2 separate regions of the Homo sapiens genome follow, and region 1 is linked to region 2. The links are chromatin loops, found by intact Hi-C in ENCODE. Cell type or tissue: breast epithelium. All regions are shown on one strand. Links, peaks and the distances in the headings refer to the core of each region. The heading gives the core; the rest is flanking DNA.

Region 1 (2,500 bases), core at 1-2,500, 620 kb before region 2:
ATGAGTCTGGGAAGAGTTGGTGCTTAGTAAATACTTCTTCCACAAGCAGATCAAGTTCATTCATGTCCAGAAGCAGGGGGAAAGGCATTCCTGGCATCAGGAAAAGCTTGGGCAAAGGCATGGTGGCAAGACAGTTCCTTTCAGAGAAGTCAAGAACCTGGTGTAGCTGGATGTCAGGATGAGGATGGGAGGCTGGCGAGAGCTGGGAGGCCAGGCTTTGAGGGGCCCTGAATGTCAAGCAGCAGCCCTTGGCCTTGACTAGGCAGGTCCAGGGAGGCTGCCCACAGGTAGGAAAAGACCACCAAGGTGGTAACTGTAGTAGCTTCCATCACTGACCACTGACCACAGAGTGTCAGCCCTGGGCAGAACGTGTGACACACATTGTCTGATTTAAGCCCTCAGTTAATACTGGGAGGTTGATGGGAGAGGAGAGGTTAAGTGACTTGCTCAAGGTCGCAAGGGGAGTGATATAGCCTGGAGTCTACCCAAGCCTGTGCAGTGCCCTTGGCAATGGGCTGCCTCCCTCAGAACTCAGCCCAGGGGTTCTGGGATCTCTACCTTGCCAGGTCTCAGCCCTGACCCTGGGTGAGGACCGCTGGGTCCACAGCAGGCGGGGCACTCAGCACTTCTGGCTGCAGAATGGCCCCCTCTTGGTTCCCTGTCGCTCCTGGGTCTCTGCTGGGTTGCTGAAGGCCAGCTGACTCTGGGTTCCAGACGGCCTCTGCTGTGGGTGGGGGCACTGAGAGTGAGTCCATGTGGAGTCCTTTAAGGTTGTGGGGTCCTTAAGTGCTGCCGATGCAGGCTGCCCTCAGAGAAGGCCTAGGAGAACGGCAGATCGAGGAGGGGCCTGGTCCTAGAGTCTTGGAACCCAGGTGCCCAGAGCTGGGATCTGGGAGGCTCTTGGGTCCTCTAACATCACCAGGGTTCATAGGGACCCACCAGGCTAACGTTTCCCAAAGCACGGACGAGGTGGATGAAGTCAGCAGCCTCAAGCAAAGGGCTCTGTGCTCACTGTACTCAATAGACTCCCTGAGTTGAATTTTAACACCAAGCCTGTTGCTTTGCTGCAGGACTTCTCAGGACCTTTAAAACGTAAATGTGCATCCTGACTCTCCAAGCAGGGACATAGTACATCGTGTTCCCCACATGGATCCCTTTTGTCAGAGTGTCTCACTGGAGCCCATTCTGGGAAATACGGTTTATAAGTACAAACACTGAGGCCCAAAGAGGGGCAATGAATTATCTAAGATCACACAACAAGTTAATGGCCAAGTCTGAATTAGATACTAAATTTTTCAAGTTCCAGGTCATCACAAAACTGAGTGGCTCTTTAATCCTTTATTAGGAATTCCTTGCATGGATATGGGACTTTACAACATAATAAATGGGTTTAGTAATCACATGAAACAATGATGGAAAACTCCTACCACATGTAGCGCATCTAGAAAGGCTTCAGTTAATAGTATGTATAATTATTGTGATCATAAGAATCTAGCATTTCTCATGGTTTCTGGCACGTAGCTGCTCAGTGTTGAATGAATGTTGAATAAAGACTAATAATTCACAGCTGTGTGAGAACTAAATCAGGTGGTGGAGGTGAGCTTTGTGAACTGTACAGCTGTTTTGTTAGTATAATTATCCTAAAGCTTAGGTAGGATGGGGTTGTGATCCTATGTTATGAATAGGGCCTGAGGCCCAGAGAGGGACGGTGATGTGCCCAAGGTCACATGGGGTGTGAGGGGGATCCACTGCTCTGCCAGCTGACAGTTTGGGAGCCTTTTTTGGAAGGAGCCAGGAAACCAGGAGGCAAAGTCCATTGAGGGAAAGGCTGGGGCCAGAAGGGCGGGTGGAGGCCATGTGGCCCCTGACAACCCTGTCTCTCCTTCCATCGGTCATGGCCTTTCCATGGTGTGCAGGGCGCTGTCCAAGACACCATCGGCCCTGGCACTGAACCAGACGCAACACTGCAAGCAGCTGGAGGGTCTGGTGTCTGCACAGGTGCAGCTGTGCCGCAGCAACCTGGAGCTCATGCACACGGTGGTGCACGCCGCCCGCGAGGTCATGAAGGCCTGTCGCCGGGCCTTTGCCGACATGCGCTGGAACTGCTCCTCCATTGAGCTCGCCCCCAACTATTTGCTTGACCTGGAGAGAGGTAGGAGCTGGCGAGGCTGCTGAATGCATGTGGGTGCGGGTGAAGGAATTCAGGCATCAATCTGTGTGTGTTTAGATGGAGGGATGGGTTCATGGGTGGGTGGATGATGGATTCATGGATGAATGACGGGTGGATACAGGCATGGATGGATGGGGTATGGGTGGATGAATTAATCATAAATATGGGTGTGCAGGCATGAATTCACAAACGAGTAAACACAGATGAGTGGCGATATCATCACAGGGGAGCCTGGACAGCACATGTACCTGTGTGCCCCCATGCATGAATGAAGGAATGACCCAAGGCTGTGGCCTGCTGTACGTGAGGCCACATGTCAGGGAGGCTCCT
Region 2 (16,801 bases), core at 11,032-13,531:
CCGTCTCTACAAAAACAAATAACAAAAAACTAATAGCTGGCCTGCTTTTTATTATCACTATATGCTGCTCATTCTATACAATGTCAGTGATAAAATACTTTTCCCCTTGCAGGAGAGGGAGAGAGGGGCATTCCCACTGCTTCCTTTCCTGGTATGCCATGGACCCCTTGCCCCTTCTTGCAGCCAGCACTTAACAAGGGGGTCAGGGAGTCAGGGAGGCAAAAGAACTTTGAAGGCCCTGAGAACAAGAAAAGAGCACCCTGGCCTGTGGGGGCATCTGGTGGGCAGCTGAGATGGGGCTCCCAGGATGGGCCCAACGATCCTAGAAGAAAAAGTAGGGACCTGGATGGAATGTGGGGTGGACGGGCTGCTGGGATGCCTACTGGATGACTCCGAGTCCAGCTACAGTACTGCCATTGTCACCAGCGTGCCACCCCCTGTGCCACGTGCAGGTTATAATCAATTGGCAAGCACATTGAATGACTGATTCCTGAGCCTTCACCTCACCCCCCTCCCTCACCCCCGCCCACATTCTGTACTAAGAACACAGAAATCATATTCTCCTGGCTCTCCAGCAAGAGCTGCCCGGCCCAGGCTCCACTAGGCCAAGACTTATTAGGCAATCTGTACTCTGCCCTGTCCCTGCCTGAGCTCTACTCTCACAGTGATCACCTCTCTCTCCTTTGCAGGAGCCTGGCTCAACCCGTCAGTGATTCAAGTAAGACTCAAGGTCCTGTAGCCACAGAGCCAGACAAGGATCAAGGTTCTGTGGTCCCAGGCCTTCTGAAAGGTCAAGGTCCTATGGTGCAAGAGCCTCTGAAGAAGCAAGGTTCTGTGGTCCCAGGGCCTCCAAAGGATCTAGGTCCCATGATCCCATTACCAGTCAAGGATCAAGATCACACGGTCCCTGAGCCTTTAAAGAATGAAAGCCCTGTTATCTCAGCACCAGTCAAGGACCAAGGTCCCTCGGTCCCAGTTCCTCCAAAGAATCAAAGTCCTATGGTTCCAGCAAAAGTTAAGGATCAAGGCTCTGTGGTACCAGAGTCTCTAAAGGATCAAGGTCCTAGGATTCCTGAGCCTGTGAAGAATCAAGCTCCTATGGTCCCAGCACCTGTCAAGGATGAAGGTCCCATGGTCTCAGCATCTGTCAAGGATCAAGGTCCCATGGTCTCAGCACCTGTCAAGGATCAAGGTCCCATAGTCCCAGCACCTGTCAAGGGTGAAGGTCCCATAGTCCCAGCACCTGTCAAGGATGAAGGTCCCATGGTCTCAGCACCTATCAAGGATCAAGATCCCATGGTCCCAGAGCATCCGAAGGATGAAAGTGCCATGGCCACAGCACCCATAAAGAATCAAGGTTCCATGGTCTCTGAGCCTGTAAAGAATCAAGGTTTAGTGGTCTCAGGGCCAGTCAAGGATCAAGATGTTGTAGTCCCAGAGCATGCAAAGGTTCACGATTCTGCAGTTGTGGCACCTGTAAAGAATCAAGGTCCTGTGGTCCCCGAGTCCGTGAAGAATCAAGACCCCATTCTCCCAGTACTAGTTAAGGATCAAGGCCCCACAGTCCTACAGCCTCCAAAGAATCAAGGTCGTATAGTCCCTGAACCTCTGAAGAATCAAGTTCCTATAGTCCCAGTGCCTCTGAAGGATCAAGATCCTCTGGTGCCAGTACCAGCAAAGGACCAAGGTCCTGCAGTCCCTGAACCTCTGAAGACTCAAGGTCCCAGGGACCCTCAGCTACCTACTGTCTCACCTCTACCCCGAGTCATGATCCCAACTGCCCCCCATACGGAATACATTGAGAGCTCCCCTTGACACTCACCCCTTGACACACCAATGAAGGAGCTGACAGTGAGAGTGCTCCCCTCCCAGGGGCAGTGAAGACACATATTTAATCTGCATGAAACATGTACAGTAGTCTTGCTGGAATCTAATAAAAATGGTCCCTCTGGCTCAGCAATGTTTCTCTCTGTCTCTGTTGGGCAGGGGTGCATACATGTGTATAGGTGGGCCTGTCAGGCTCTGCATTCACCCGTCTGGACCAGAGGGGTCTGAGAAGCACCAGTTCCTGTGAGTTGTCAGCATGAGATGGGAGTGGGTAGGCGATGCTAGATGGAAACAGGACCCCATCACGGAGGTGGGCAGGATAAGGCAAGGGTCAGATACCATGACAGCCTCACAAGAGGTGCCAAATCCCAGCAGGCTGAGCCCTGGGTAGCTGAGTTGAAGCCTGCAGATGAAACAGGAGCAGGGACCCACCTGGCACAGGGGAATTCTGGATGACAGTTGTTTGCCAAGAGCTCAGCCTTAAAGCTCATCCAGGGGTCAAACTTCTTGAGGAAACCAGGCTCTGATCATAAGTCTCAGGACACTGTATAACCTAACACCTGCTAATCCTCATTCAATATCCATGACAGCTCAACTGAGAGCTTCTAAAGAATATACCTAGAGCCAGGCACAGTGGCTCACGCCTGTAATCCCAGCACTTCGGGAGGCTTAGGTGGGTGGATCACCTGAGGTCAGGAGTTCGAGACCAGCCTGGCCAACATGGTAAAAACCCTGTCTCTACTAAAAATAAAAAAATTAGCTGGGTGCGGTGGCAGGCACCTGTAAACCCAGCTACTCAGGAGGCTGAGGCAGGAGAATCACTTGAACCTGGGAGGCAGAGGTTGCAATGAGCCGAGATTGTGCCACTGCACTCTAGCCTGGCTCCAGCCTGGGCGACAGAGCGAGACTCGGTCTCAAAAAAAAAAAGCGTGTGTATGTGTATGTATGTATGTGTGTGTGTATATATATATATACACGTATATATATATATACACGTATATATATATATATATATATATATACGTGTATATATATATGTGTGTGTGTGTGTATGTATATCTGAAGTCCCCATTCATTTCTCCGTGCAGCAAGCTTGTCCTTAGCATGCACTTTGTGCCAGGCTCAGTGCTGAGCACTGGGGTCACTATGGGAAAGAATATTATGACAATAAAACATGGTATGGGATGAGGCCCTAGGACAAGTCAAGACCTGGCTTTGAGAGGCCAGTGAAGAGAGAACACCTGGCAAGAGCAGCCAGGAAGGCTTTCCAGAGAAAGTGGCTGTGGAGTTCTGATGGAGTCTAGGCAGTCCAGACAGGGCAGACAGGGCGGCATGGGTGTGGCTGAGGACCGGGTAACGCTCCCTCTGAAAGTCCTTGAATGAAAGGAATCTGGTTTGCATGAGGACTTGACCAAGGGTATGGCAGGTCTCTGGGGTGGAAAACTAGGACGAGGCAGGGGTGATCCATTTTCTGAATTCCAGGAAATCAGGGAGGGAGTGGGGGTGCGTCCTGTGGGCTGTGATTGTGGGGCTGGCAGGCCGAGGAACAGCCACAGCCAGGCTGTGGGGAGGACGGCTGGGAGCTGCCAGCGGGCCTGGGGCTCAGCCTCAGTCAAAGATGGGTCCGGCCGGGATGCCACTGGCAGGGGCCGCAAGGCCATATTACAGCCTCCCTTTCAAAGCCCAGAGCCCCCAAGAAGCTAGGGTGGAGGCTCCACCAGTTGCCCCCACCAAAGCTGGCTCCCAAGGAATACTGCTATCCCTTTCAAAGGAGCTCAGCTCAGTTCTTACAGGAAAATCATCAGAGGAAATACAGTATGGAGGACACCCAAATAGTCTAGTTTTCTAAGCAAGCCTTCCCCATCCAACTGGCCCCAAGCCTGCCTCCTCACCCCGTTCCCAACAGCACTAGGGTTTTGTCTATACACACACAAACACACACACACACACACACAGAGAAAGAGAGAGAGAGACGTTTCTTCACAGTGAGGTTGGCTTTTTTTGGCCCAACACAAAAGTAGCCCTCAGAGCTTGCTGCCATATGAGCTCCAATAGTCAGAAACCTGAAGATAAGACAAGGCCACATTGAGGCTAAAGAATTGCGTGTGAAGGTCGGGCTCGATGGCTCACGGCTGTAATCCCAGGACTTTGGGAGGCCGAGGTGGGTGGATTATTTGAGGTCAGGAGTTCAAGAGCAGCCTGACCAACATGGTGAAACCCTGTCTCTACTAAATATACCAAAATTAGCTGGGTGTAGTGGCAGGCACCTGTAATCCCAGCTACTTGGGAGGCTAAGGCACGAGAATCGCTTGAACCTGGGAGGCAGAGATTGCAGTGAGCTGAGATCTAGCCACTGCACTCCAGCCCGGGCGATAGAGCGAGACTCTGTCTCAAAAAAAAAAATCGCATGTGGACACCTTCCTCCTCCTCCCAGTCCTTCCTCTGACCCACACACCAGGTCCCATGACACACACGTTTCCACAGGCCAAGCGAACCGTGGCGCCATCTCTGAGAAGCAGAACAAGGTTTCCCTGAGGGCCTCCGAGACACCCGGGGGCAGATGTCCAGGCCACTGGCTACCAAGGCTTGACCTCTGAAGAGACGTCTGGAAACAGGGCCTGGTAGTCAGCTGCCCTGGGGCTGGGGGGAGGATGGTCACAAGCCCCACATGAAGGACGCTGCGCTCCCTCAGAGAGTGTCAGAATGGAAAGAGATGTGGGTCCTGTTCCAAGCGTTGCGGACTTAAGAGGTCAGAGAGAATCGCCCAGAAAAAGTTCAGAGGGGCTGGCCCGGAGCTGTAAGGAGGAACCAGGGAACTGTGGTGCCCGGAGTGATTCAATCAGGAGACAGTGAGGCCGGGTCGAAAGCTGGGAGGGCCGGCGCAGATGAGGACTGAGGGGTGGCCGCTAGATCTGGCAGTTTCTGCTATGAGCCCAGAGCCAGCCCCTCAACATCTTCATTTGCAAGCCGGTCCTGACGCACAGAGCAGCGCCTCTGAGCTGCAGGCCTTCCCAGCTCAGTCCAGTCCAGCCCTCCACTACCCAGAAAGAAGGCCCAGTGCGGGAGGAGGGGCTCTGGGTCCCCATCTTGGGGTGGGGCAGGGAGGGCGGGGGCGCACCCGACTCTCCTGGCCCTTCTTACAAGCAGGCTTCACTCGAGGCCTAGCTCCTCCCTGCGGCAGCCACTTCCCAGTCTCCCGCGGCGTCCCCTTCCCCACCTCTCCCTCCTCCCTCCTCTCCTTCTTCCTCCCAGCTGCGGGAACTCACAAAGCAGGGGCGACCGCAACCCCGCAGTCCGCGGGCTCCCGCGCCCCTGCTGCAGCCGCCCGGGGAGGGGAGAGGACGGCCCCGCGGCGCCGCAGAAAGGGCGCCCCTACGCCGCGAGGGGCAGGGAGTCGGGGGGTCTCTGGAATGGGAGGCTCCCCACCCGGCCCAGAGGCAAAGGCGACCCGCTGAAACTGGATGGGCCGGCGGCGGAACTCCGACCCGAGAGTCCCACTCCGAAGATGCCCAGGCTCGGGAGGGCGTCTCCGCCCACAGAGCCCCGCTACCAGGGCTCTCGGCTCGGAAACAGCAGCCCCCGTCCCCGCGCACTCGCACAGCCCCCCGCCTGCAGGCTCATCTCCGGCCCCGCCCCGGGCTCCGGGCTCCGCCGCCCGTGCAGCCTGGCCCCGCGAGACCTCGGGACGCGGGATCGGGCCGGTGGGAAGGATAGTGCCCTGGCGAGGGTGGGCGAAAGAGGCCCCGGTATCTGCGCTCTGCCTACCCGCTTTGGGCCGCTAGAAGGCCTGGCTGGGAGACCCTTTCCGGGAGCTGGGCCGAGGCCTCTCTGGAGTCCCCGGTGGCTGGTCTGGGGAAAGGCCGCGATGTTAGTCCTCACACAATGGACCCCACCCGTGATACCTGCCGACGCCCCACACGGCCTAGGCACCTTGTGCCATATTGGGGGAGCGGGGAGACGGTCTATGTGGACAAGGGACAGGAGCCAACTCGGACTGGAGCGACACTTTCGGGAGTCTGTGCCGCTGAGTGGATGGATGGTCTAGAGGAAGTGGGTGGGAATGCACTCGGGTTGACCCAGTTCTCAGCCAGAAACCGGGAAATCCTTTTCAGTACCAGTCTCCGACCCTCAGCTTCCAAACTATCAGTAAGACCTGCCTGGCCTTCCTGCTAAATAGCAAATTTGCCCACTTTTCACTATCTCTATGGCCACCCCCTCTTACCTCACCCATCTCACAATTTGTAATTCAGTCTATGCATCACAGCATGGCACTCAGGTGTAAGAAATGCCACGTCTTTATTTTGGTAAATCTAATTAAATAGACTGGGAGCCCCCTTCTCTCGTTGCCACGGTTGACAGGAAATCTGATATTAGTCATTTTCCTGGAGCCTCATCCTGTCTTTGGGGCTTATCACAATTCCAGGAGGTTCAGGCCATCCTGAGAAGAATCACTATGGCTTCCCTGAGCCCAAGCCGGGGGGCTGGCAGCCCCTCTCCCTCTCCCTAGGGCTTGGCTGGGGACCTCCCAAAGCCTGCCCAGGTTGTGGTATTTCTGCCCAGTTTGCCCAGGCATTCCTATAGCTTCCACATCTGAGCCCATCCCTCAGAGGCCCTGCAACCCAGCCCGCAGGCGCGTGGCCCTTTCTGCACACCTTCATTCCCGGAGGGAAGCCACTCCATCCCTCATCCATCAAAGCACCTGCACTTTCACTCCCTCTCCACCTTGGGCCATCAGTTCAACATCCTCTGCTGGGTGTGGTGGTGCATGCCTGTAGTTCCAGCTATTTCGGAGGCTGAGGCTTGAACCCAGGAGCTCAAGGCTGCAGTGAGCTCTGATCATTCTACTGTGCTCAAGAGCCCATCTCTTGAAGTGGGGGGAAAAGGGGAAAAATCCTCTACGGCGTTTATTCTGGTTCTGGGTGGGCCAGGGCTTCACTGTTTTACATTCCCACCCACAGTGTAGGAGGGTTCCAGTTTCTCCACATCCTTACCAACACTTGTTATTGTCCATCTTTTTCATGTAGCAGTAATTTCTTTGGCTTGTTCCAGAATCTTACATTTTTTTCTTACATAAAAATTGGTATCTAATAAATATGAGTAGATCTCTATTGTTGTGTGGATTAATGGGAATCCAGGAAACAGCTTGTTTTGGCAGGAGGATGGACTCAATTTGGTGTCCAGACTTCTGGACATGGTGGTCTGAGACTGGGAAAAGGGTCTGAGCTGAAGGCGGAGATGCAGACCTCATTGAAATGTGAGCCTCGCCAACCCACAGAAGGTAAAAAGGCTATGAGAGAGGGTGAGTTTACCCAGCAGGAGTGTGGAAAGCGAGAGACGGATGGGGTCAGGTCAGAGCGCTGGGAAACACCCACATTCAGGGGACAGGCAAAAGAAGGAGCCCCCAAGTGGAGGCTGCCCTAAAGCAGCAGAGGAGTCAGAAGAAAACTAGAAAGGAATGTCACCTTGGGGAAGACATCAAGGATGAAGAGTTAACAGGGTTAGAGACCATAACGGCTTCCCTGCAATATGGATTTAGAATCTGTTGAACAAAATGGGCAAAATGTCGTTACATATTGAAGTTTTGTGATGGGTACTATTATTTATTTATTTTGAGATGGAGTCTCACTCTGTCGGCCAGGCTGGAGTGTGGTAGTGAAATCTCCGCTCACTGCAACCTCCGCTTCCCAGGTTCAAGTGATTCTCCTGTCTCAGCCTCCCGAGTAGCTGGGACTACAGGCGCACACCACCACGCCTAGCTAATTTTTGTATTTTTAGCAGAAACAGGATTTCACCATGTTGGTCAGGCTGGTCTTGAACTCCTGACCTCAGGATCTGCCCGCCTCAGCCTCCCAAAGTGCTGGGATTACAGGCGTGAGCCACCGTGCCCAGCTATGTGTACTATTATTTAATTGTCATGTATGTTGGAATTTTTTTCATAGGCGCGAAATTAGTTTTTTTTGTTGTTGTTGTTGTTTTGAGATGGAGTCTCACTCTGTTGCCAGGCTGGAGTGCAGTGGTGTGATCTCGGCTCACTGCAACCTCCGCCCCCCAGGTTCAAGTGATTTTCCTGCCTCAGCCTCCCGAGTAGCTGGGACTACAGGCGCATGCCACCATGCCCAGCTAATTTTTTGTATTTTTAGTAGAGATGGGGTTTCACCATGTTGGCCAGGATGGTCTCGATCTCTTGACCTCGCGATCTGCCCGCCTCGGCTTCCCAAAGTGCTGGGATTACAGGCATGAGCCACTGCATCCGGCTGAAATTAGTTTTTTTTAAAGTAGCAATAAAGAGATCACTGACTTTGGCAATTGTAGACTCTCTAGAGTAGAAGAAACAGAAGCCCGATTTCGGATAAGGGGGATAAGAAAGGAGAGAAGTCAAGTGTGTTTTCATACCTGATGCATAATTTACTGACATCTCATTTAGCAACCACTGAGCACATATAACCCAAGTATCCCTGAGAAAAGAACACACTGTGTGTTACAGTCATTAATTACTTTCACAATCCCTTGGTGCCTCCCACACTGAGACCACTGTCAGCTAAGCCCAGCCAGCAGTGAGCCAAGAGTCCTTCCCCAAAAGGAGGAAAACTGCTTGCTAAGGAGCACCAGGCTTCACTCCTAAATTGTAGATACTCCATTTTGATTCTTCTATCAGAGTTTGCCATGGGTTCAAATACCATCCCATCTGCCGCAGACACTTGAGCCATCTTGGGATCGGCTGGGCTATCAGGGCCATGTGGCAGAGCTGCTTGCCTTTCATTCTGGACCACCTGGAAACTTTCCTTTTCTCTGGACCCCACTCCAACCCTGCAGCCTTATAGGTTACTCAATAACCTTATAAGGATCAGAGAAACACACCAATATATTTTGCTTCCAGAATACATAGAAGCCCAAGAAGTGTTGTGCTTATTAGCAGTAAGAGGCAGAAAGCCCAGCAAGTTGTCTTTCATTTTGCAGGGATCCAGATCACTGAACACCCAGGAACTTCACGTGGTTGGCAGGCCCCTATGTTCTCATGAAACTTACTTCCATTCTTAGGCACACTTATGTCTTATTGATGCATCTGAAGTACCCACTGCTTCTCCTTCTCCCAATCCTAGCAACATAGTATAATCAATGTAGTGGACAAATATAATGGCCTGTGATATGGGAGGATGATCAAAATCTACATAGAAAATCAGAGACTTGAGGAGTTTCAAGACAAGATGAGAAAGGTGTACTGCTATCCCTGCCAACAGAAAGAAAACTGCTAAGGGGACTGTCTGTAGAGGACAAGAAAACATAACTCATCAGATAGTTTTACATTGTGACAAAAAAACAATTATAATTCCCATAAAAAGACCACACCTGGAATAATAGCATCTGCAACTGAACTCACCACCTGAGTAAGCTTACAGTAATGACCTGTCATTCTCCAAGACCCGTGCCTTCTGCACAGACCAAATAGATGAGTTAAATGAAATGTGACAGAAACCACCTTTGCATCTTTCAAGTCTTTGATGGTGGCACAAGTTCCTGTTACTCCCCAGAATTTATTATTGGTGTATTATTTTGGTAAGAAGGAGGAGATTGAGGGGTTTCCACTTGATCATTTTGCCATAATTACGCTTATTCCACAGGTCTGGAGGCTCATGTATGAATTCTACCTGTAATTCCAATTATATATCATGAAAGTAAAAAAAAAATAATAATAATTGCAGAATGGGTTCAGGGTCCCACTGCACTTGGGTCAAAACTCCAATTATTACCTGACCAACCTGAGCCTCTACACAGCAGCTTTCTGGGTCCTCAGGAATTAACATTAAATAGACTTAACATCCACTAATCCCTGAAAAATTTGAGTATTTTCTTTCCACAGAGCACAGTTTTCTGGCAAATGGCCCAGGACCGTTTGCAGAAGGCTGAAGGAATGATTTACAGTATGTATCTCTGGTGCTATTCAAGGGGCTTTTCTGAAGGGTACTGGCCTCTCTTTCATTCTAGGGACTTTGGGTGAGAGGTTGAGATCTTGTTCTTAGTGGCTCAAGTCAAGCTTCCACTTGCCAGCTCTAGAGGGTTTGTGTTTGTTTGTTGGTTGTTTTGATTTCCTGTTTCTGTTATAGAGATTAAGGAGGGCCAGGTGCGGTGGCTCACACCTGTAATCCCAGCACTTTGGGAGGCCAAGGTGGGTGGATCACCTGAGGTCAGGAGTTCAAGACCAGCCTGGCCAACATGGTGAAATCCTGTCTCTACTAATAATACAAAAATTTGCTGGGTGTAGTGGTGCATGCCTGTAATCCCAGCTACTAGGGAGGCTGAGGCAGCAGAATCACTTGAACCCAGGAGGTGGAGGTTGCAGCGATCCGAGATCGCATCACTGCACTCCCATCTAAAAAAAAAAAGAGAAAGAGAGATTAAGGAGGACCTTAAGAGCTGCCCATCTGTTTGGTCTCCTTGGTCTTATTTGGTCCTTGATTGATCAGCCTTTGCTGAAGACATCTATGGTCAGAACATGCTTATTGCCACCTGAGGTCTGATGTCCTGGGTGGTCGAGTGCTGCTCGCCCTCTGCTCCCCTGGGGTCCTATCATTTCCACTGAAATCATGGAGTCCATTTTCATGGCAGCATCTCCCACCAGTATGCCGAGCCCACAGAGAGCAAGTGCTGCAACATGCTTCAGAGATGCTTCCCTCACTCATGTGTTTCTGGGTGCCTTGGTGAAGGGGGTCTTTCTGTACAAGAGGAAGTTAGGCATGTGGAGCTTAGCCAAGGAGAGGGAGTGGGCCACACAGGGAACAGTCACCTCAACATTCCTCCCTCCCTTGGTCTTTGGATTGCATCTTCTATATTAAAACGAGGAACTTCTGGCATCTCAATTTCAATGAGCACAGGCCTTGATTGAATCCAGGAGTCAGTCAACCAGTTAAGCAAACAAAACCACTCCTAGCTGCTCACACTGGCACATTGAATCTAGAATCTCAGCTAAATGTACCTATATTAATAAATTCAGCCCGGTGAAAGTCATATTCCTCCGTCCCTGGATTAGCACCCACAGAAAACATTCTGATATACGCTATCCAGATTTTTGCTGATATAAGTTAGCAAAATCTTGCAATTCTTTTGATGTGTGTGCTGCCTCCTCCCAGACTTGACTCAGGAATTAGGCAGGCAAGGATCTATCCATGATGGGGCTGGAGACAACGTGAGTGGGGCATGAAGAGAACTGGCCTCTCCTCAGGTGACAGATGCCCACCATATTATGCTCCAGAAGAGGAGTCTAGTTTTCACGCTTTGAATCTGGGTTGGCCTGATGACTAGCTTTAACCAGGAGAATGTATTATAAGTGACATAATGCAAGTTGCAGAGCCCAGGCCTCAGATGCTTAGCTCCTGCCTCCATTCTCCCGGAATCCTGAGGTCACCGTGCCATGAAGAAACTGGGAAGGAGGATGCTGTAGACAGAGAGGCCCAGCATCAGCCATTCCAACTATCCCAGCTGAGCCCAGCATCCAGTGATTGCAGTCATCTGAGCAAACCCAATTAAGTCACTACATGTGGAGTGGCCTGTTACTCAGCAATAAATAACTAAAACGCTGCAGGATAACTTCCAGGCAAGGTCATTGCAAGATCTTCGGGCAAGGCAGCAGGAGCCTCCGCAGGTAGAGGAGCAAGGACTGCTTCTGCCACTAGGAGGCGCGGTGGAGTAGATGTTGTTGGGGCGGGGGCGGGGGCGGGGGCGGGGGGGGGCCTCTAAATTGTCCATATCTTCCCATATGACACTGTCTCATTCTCATCGAGGTCAGTGCCCTAAGTTTCACCTGAGACAGAGCAGTCCTATGAATTCAACTGATAAATTGACTACGTAATTTGGCAACGGCAGCCTCAAATTCATGTCTTAAGAAATCAGAAGGCTGGGTGCGGTGGCTCACACCTGTAATCCCAGCACTTTGAGAGGCCCAGGCGGGTGAATCACGAGGTCAAGAGATTGAGACCATCCTGGCCAATATAGTGAAACGCCCTCTCTACTAAAAATACAAAAATTAGCTGGGTGTGGTGGTGCGTGCCTGTAGTCCCAGCTACTTGGGAAGCTGAGGCAGGAGAATCTCTTGAACCTGGGAGGCGGAGGTCGTAGTGAGCCGAGATTATGCCACTACACTCTAGCCTGGCAACAGAGTGAGTCTCAAAAAAAAAAAAAGGAAGTCAGAAAATGTGGCTCAGTGCACTCTCCTCTGCCTGGAGTTTCCCCTGCTGAGCTTGGGACCTCTGCTTACACCAAGAATGGGTAAATGGAGAAATGACATGGAAAAAAAGAAAGGAAAAGAGCTGTCCACTTCTCAGCGTGGGTCTTTTCAATACAAAGCCACTTCCTCATTCTTGCTGGAGCAGCCAGGCGGGTCAGTGTGAACTGGGTGCGCCCCGAGGGATGGGGCACTGGAGACGACCACGTGGTGGGGCTGAGCAGACTGAGAAAAGTCACACTTGAGAAAACGGAAGACGGCAGCAAGATGCATGAAGGATGGTGTGTCTCCAGGGCACCTGAAGGGATGCTGCTGTGCATGCTGTCATGCTTCTGTCTAGGGGCCTGGAAGGTTCCCTGGGGGTTATAGTATCCTTTGAAATAGGCCTCTAAGGATGAGGGGGCTCAACAGGCAGAGATGGGAGGGGCCTGGGACCAGGCAGAGGAGACAGCATGGGCAAATGGGAAGGGGAGATGGTGAGAACTGAGAGGGGCTGTAGAGTTAGCGGGAGTGGCGGGACAGAGGATTGGGAAATTCAGAGGGATTGAGTGGCGAGGGCCATCTGTCCTGCCTCTAATAATGCTCACTGACCCTCTGAGTGCCTTATCCAGGGGGTTCCCATCATGTAGCAGTTCAATCCTCCATCTCCCACTTCAGCCCTCCTCACCACCCCCCTCCCTGTGTTCCACGATCACCCTGCCCATCGCAACTGCTGCACCTCTGTTCCAGCTGTTCTTCACATCTGGAATGCTTCTTTCCTTCTTGTCGTCCAGCTCCAGCCCCTTCTTCCAGGAGTCTCCCCTGACACTTCAGCCCAGCCTGAACCCAAGGCACTGTGGCATAATGGAAGGGGTCAGGCTTTTTACAGTTGCAGAGAGGTAGGCTCAAATCCCAGCTCTGCTGTATGATTTTGAATCACTACCTTCTCTTATTAGTAACTACTAATAATGTTTATTGGCTATGTATTTGCCAAGTACCATGGATTACCTCATTTAACTTTCACCACAACCTTATGAGGTAAGTACTGTTATCATTTCCACCTTACTACTGAGGAAACTGAAGCTCAGAGAAGGTAAGTAACTGACCCATGGTCACACTGCTAGGAAGTGGCAGAGCTGGGACGCCCGTCAGGTCTGTCAGGCTCCAACGCCTCTGCTGCTAAACACCACAGCTCCCACTAGACTGCTTCCTTAGAAGGTGCATTTATTAGGCGCCTCCTGTGTGCCGGGCATTGTGTTAAGTGCGGGGATGCAGCAGGACACAGGCAGACAAGGGCATGCTGTCGCAGAGGTCACAGCTGGAGTGTCAGGACAACAAGCCCCGTGCTGCAGGGACTGGGGAAAAGATGGGTGACCGCCCCCTGCAAACTGTGGAGCATGGAGCTCACACACGTCAGTAACTTCTCCTTCCTCTACAGCCAGGAAACCTGGGTTCCCATGTGAGCCAAGCTCTGTCACTGTCCTGCTGGGTGGCCTTGAGCTGGTCACTTCCCCTCTCTGAGCCCCAGTTTTCTTGTCCATAACATGGAGCAGTAATAGCTACTCTGGAGGGAAGTCTGAAAAGTAAATGAAATCATACATGGCAGTGCCAGGCACACAGTAGGCACTCAGGAGAAGGCTAATCCGCATCCACATCTGGGACCCGCACAATCCAACAGGCTTATTATCTCCCAAGACTTTAACAAGCACCAGGGTGAGAATAACAGGGTAATCCCTCCAATGGCCTCCAGGCAGCAGGAAAGCTCCACACAGGGCAGTGATGGGGCACTGGGGGGCAGCAACACTGGCTGGACCAACCTCTAGACCCCACCCCACCCCTAACTCACCCACCTCTGCCACCTGCACTGCCACTCACACACCAGCAACTCCAGTCCTCACGGACGGGTGTTTGAGATGCAACAGCACAGACCTCTTACCACCCTCCCCACCTGAGTCAGGATGGAGGAGCGTGGCCTCAAGACCCCCTTTGGGTCCTCTCGGTGGCCCCACACCCGGGCCTGGCTTATTTTACTGCCCATTCCCACTTGGTGGGGGAGCTGTCACAGGCTGAACTTCAGGGCCAGGAGGCCTGGGTTCCAGCCCAGTCTCTGCCTTCTCTGAGCTACACCTTGTAAAGTTAGGATGACTTCCCACCTAACGGGGCTATTGCAAGGATTAAGAGAGATGGATACAGATCGTATGCAAGTTAACATGCCTTCATTACTAGAATCTGTGCTCAGTGCTGGGTTCCAGGCACTGTGTTAGGGGCCTCTCCTGCCCTTCCTATGTGGCGAAGCAACTACCCAACCGACTAGGATCTAGTCCCAGCTCGGCCCCCACTGACTGTAGGGCCTCAGGCAGCTCACTTAACTGCTCAGCCTGTTATCTCACCTGTAAGATGGGGACAATCCCTACCTAACTAGCCAAGCTGTTAGGAAGCTTGGATAAAATTGTACATATTAAGTATTTGGCACATAGGAAGAGCAAAACACAAAGGCGTACCAGCTGGTTGCACTCAAAGCATTATTCTGATCCAGAAATGCCTACTCACCCTTTAAAGCAGCCCCCATATCACCTCCTCCTGGGAGCCTTCCTCGATATGTGCATGATGCTAAAGCTAGGTGCAGGATTTGCTGCAATAGACAAACAGCCATGGACCCTCTCTTCATGGAGCTTCCATTCTAAGAGGGGAGGCAGGCAGGGAAGTCTTAAGTGGGTAATTTCATAGTGCTAAGGAGTCAGTAAAGTGAGAAATCATGGTAGAGAAACTGAGGTGGGAGAGGGACTGCTTGTGTAGGGTGGTCAGGGAAGGCCTCTCTGAGCAGACGTTTACGCTGAATCCTGGATGACAAAAAGCAACCCTGCAAACATCTACAAGAACCGCCTGCCAGGCAGAAAGGACAGCTAGTGCAAAGTCCCTGAGGCAGGGGGACAAGCGTGGCACACCTGGAACAGAATGATCCAGGTGCCTGGAACACAGTGAGCACTGAGTACCCTATCCCTAAGTCTCCACCTCTAGACAAAGCCCCTTGAGGATAGAGATCTGAATGATTGAGCCGAAGCACAGGATGGCCCTGGGACTCTGAGCAGTCTTGCTGAAACTCTGTCGTGGCAATGATGGGAGTGAATCAGCTGGCCCTTCTGCAGACCCATGTACATCTTGGTGGCTACTGCTGGATTGCTCAGCCAGGTAAGGGGTCCCTTCCTGAACCAACAACCCCCAGGTCACAATCTTTGGCAGAGGAAAGCTGGACGTGCCCAGAGAGAAAAATGACCTGTCCTAGGTTAAAAGGCCAGCAGGCAGCAGAAATGGGCCTCCAGCCCAATATCCTCTGCTCCTCTGCCTCCCTGGCCACTGGCTCTGTTCCGTGCATCCCTCTCTCTCCCTAAGGTACGGTGTCAGGAGCCCTAAGGACCATGAGGCATCCAACCGGAGGACTGTGTCAAAAAGGACCGTGTTGGGTGCCTCCTCCTCCCCTGCTACAAATCCAACACTTCGGGCCACCTAAGGGCAAGGATCCCCACAATCTCCTTCCAAAGCCCAGCCCAAAGCCAGGCAACTTACTAAATGTGTGCCTGAGTTTGTACCTGTAGCCCTGGATGTAGCATGAGGTCAGCGTGCAAGGAAAGGCTAGGGGAGCTGGGCATAGTGGCTCATGCCCATAGCCCTGCCTGTAGTCCCAGCTACTCAGGAGGCTGAGGAAGGAGGTTCGCTGGAACCCAGGAGTTTGAGTCCAGCCTGGGCAATATAGCAAGATTCACATCTTAAAAAAAGGGTAAAGAAAGAAAGGCGAAGAGGCTGAAGACTGGCTCCAGGTCCAGTGCTCTCATTCAGGTCCTGCAGCTGCTACTTCTCCAGGGCTGCCAGAGCCAGAACCATTTCCCGGGTCAGCACGGAATGCACCTGCCACTTGGCGCTGTCTGCACAGTGATCTGCCAGCGATCTGCCAGCATTCCAGGGCCTGATATGAGCCATCAGTAGCGAGTCTGCCTTAACAGGAGACCTTGTCCCCTGGGAAGAATGGTGTAAGAATCTCCTGATCCAATCTTCTTCCACGCTCCAACAAAATGTCATTGGAAAAGTTTTATTGAAAAAAAAAATGTACAAATAAGTTCTTGGATTGATAGCAACAAAGGCTCATGTTCCCCCTTCCCTCCCTATCTTTGAAGAACTAAAAAAGGAAGAAACAAAACAAAAAGTTCATCCCCACAACGCCAGACACGATGCTTCTTGACCAGAGTCTGCCCAGAAGCCCCTCCTGGGAGCTCCTTCTCAATCCGCCTCACTGCGGCCAGGTCATTCTGGGGGTGCCTGGTCCCAGGGGCTGCAGCACCTAGTTTTATAGTTGGGAGAGGTTGGGATAGAGCTGGGGAGGCAGCTGAGGTGTTTTAGTGTCAGAAGAGGGCTGGCTGACCCCCCTAGCTCAATTTGGTCTCACAGGTGAGAAGGTACCTGGCTATAAATATGAATACTGATTGAGGCAGGCTTGATCTGGGACTTTCAGGGCAGGCAGAATGACTATGGCCCAGGTCCCACAGGATGTGGAGTTTCCGGGCTCAGCATCATGGTATCTGGGGCCCATGTCCAAGTGGAGTGAATTCTAGCTGGGAAGGTCCGCTCAGGCACACGGGAACCCCGGTCTGTTTTTCCACCCCCACCCCATGGAGTATCCAAGGCTGGTACCTCACCTCCCCCCCAACCCCAATAGCACCCATGTGTCTCAGGAGCCTTTGGATGCCTCCTGCCATCCTGTGTGCACCCTGAGGCCCTATAACTCGT

The links. A loop is a pair of places that touch in the nucleus more often than their neighbours do. Peaks named below come from ENCODE experiments on the same cell type or tissue, not always from the same donor. Only the 100,000 strongest peaks of a DNase experiment are listed, where the experiment ranks them.
Region 1: a loop joins it to region 2, with 11 times the contacts of the local background. A loop is called at or near these places in 1 of 110 quality-filtered maps.

What each region holds. Positions count from the first base shown.
Region 1 is chr11:76,196,135-76,198,634 of GRCh38, reverse strand. WNT11 (Wnt family member 11) reads left to right here. Exons shown (of 5, transcript NM_004626.3): 2 at 1,917-2,152. Among named protein-coding and RNA genes, the nearest start is that of WNT11, 9.1 kb to the left of the region's middle. In breast epithelium, for the core only: no CTCF peak of the experiment used is centred there; no DNase peak of the experiment used is centred there.
Region 2 is chr11:75,572,073-75,588,873 of GRCh38, reverse strand. It overlaps SERPINH1 (serpin family H member 1), which reads right to left. Exons shown (of 5, transcript NM_001235.5): 5 at 16,091-16,801. The coding sequence ends at 16,791. MAP6 (microtubule associated protein 6) reads left to right here. Exons shown (of 4, transcript NM_033063.2): 4 at 690-1,956. The coding sequence ends at 1,815. It overlaps MAP6-AS1 (MAP6 antisense RNA 1), which reads right to left and starts at 5,678. Exons shown (of 2, transcript NR_145823.1): 1 at 5,593-5,678. RefSeq lists enhancers at 4,065-4,644, 11,867-12,367 and silencers at 5,391-5,540, 5,551-5,660, 10,576-10,744. In breast epithelium, for the core only: no CTCF peak of the experiment used is centred there; a DNase peak (open chromatin) is centred at 12,223; H3K27ac peaks cover 1,325 bases.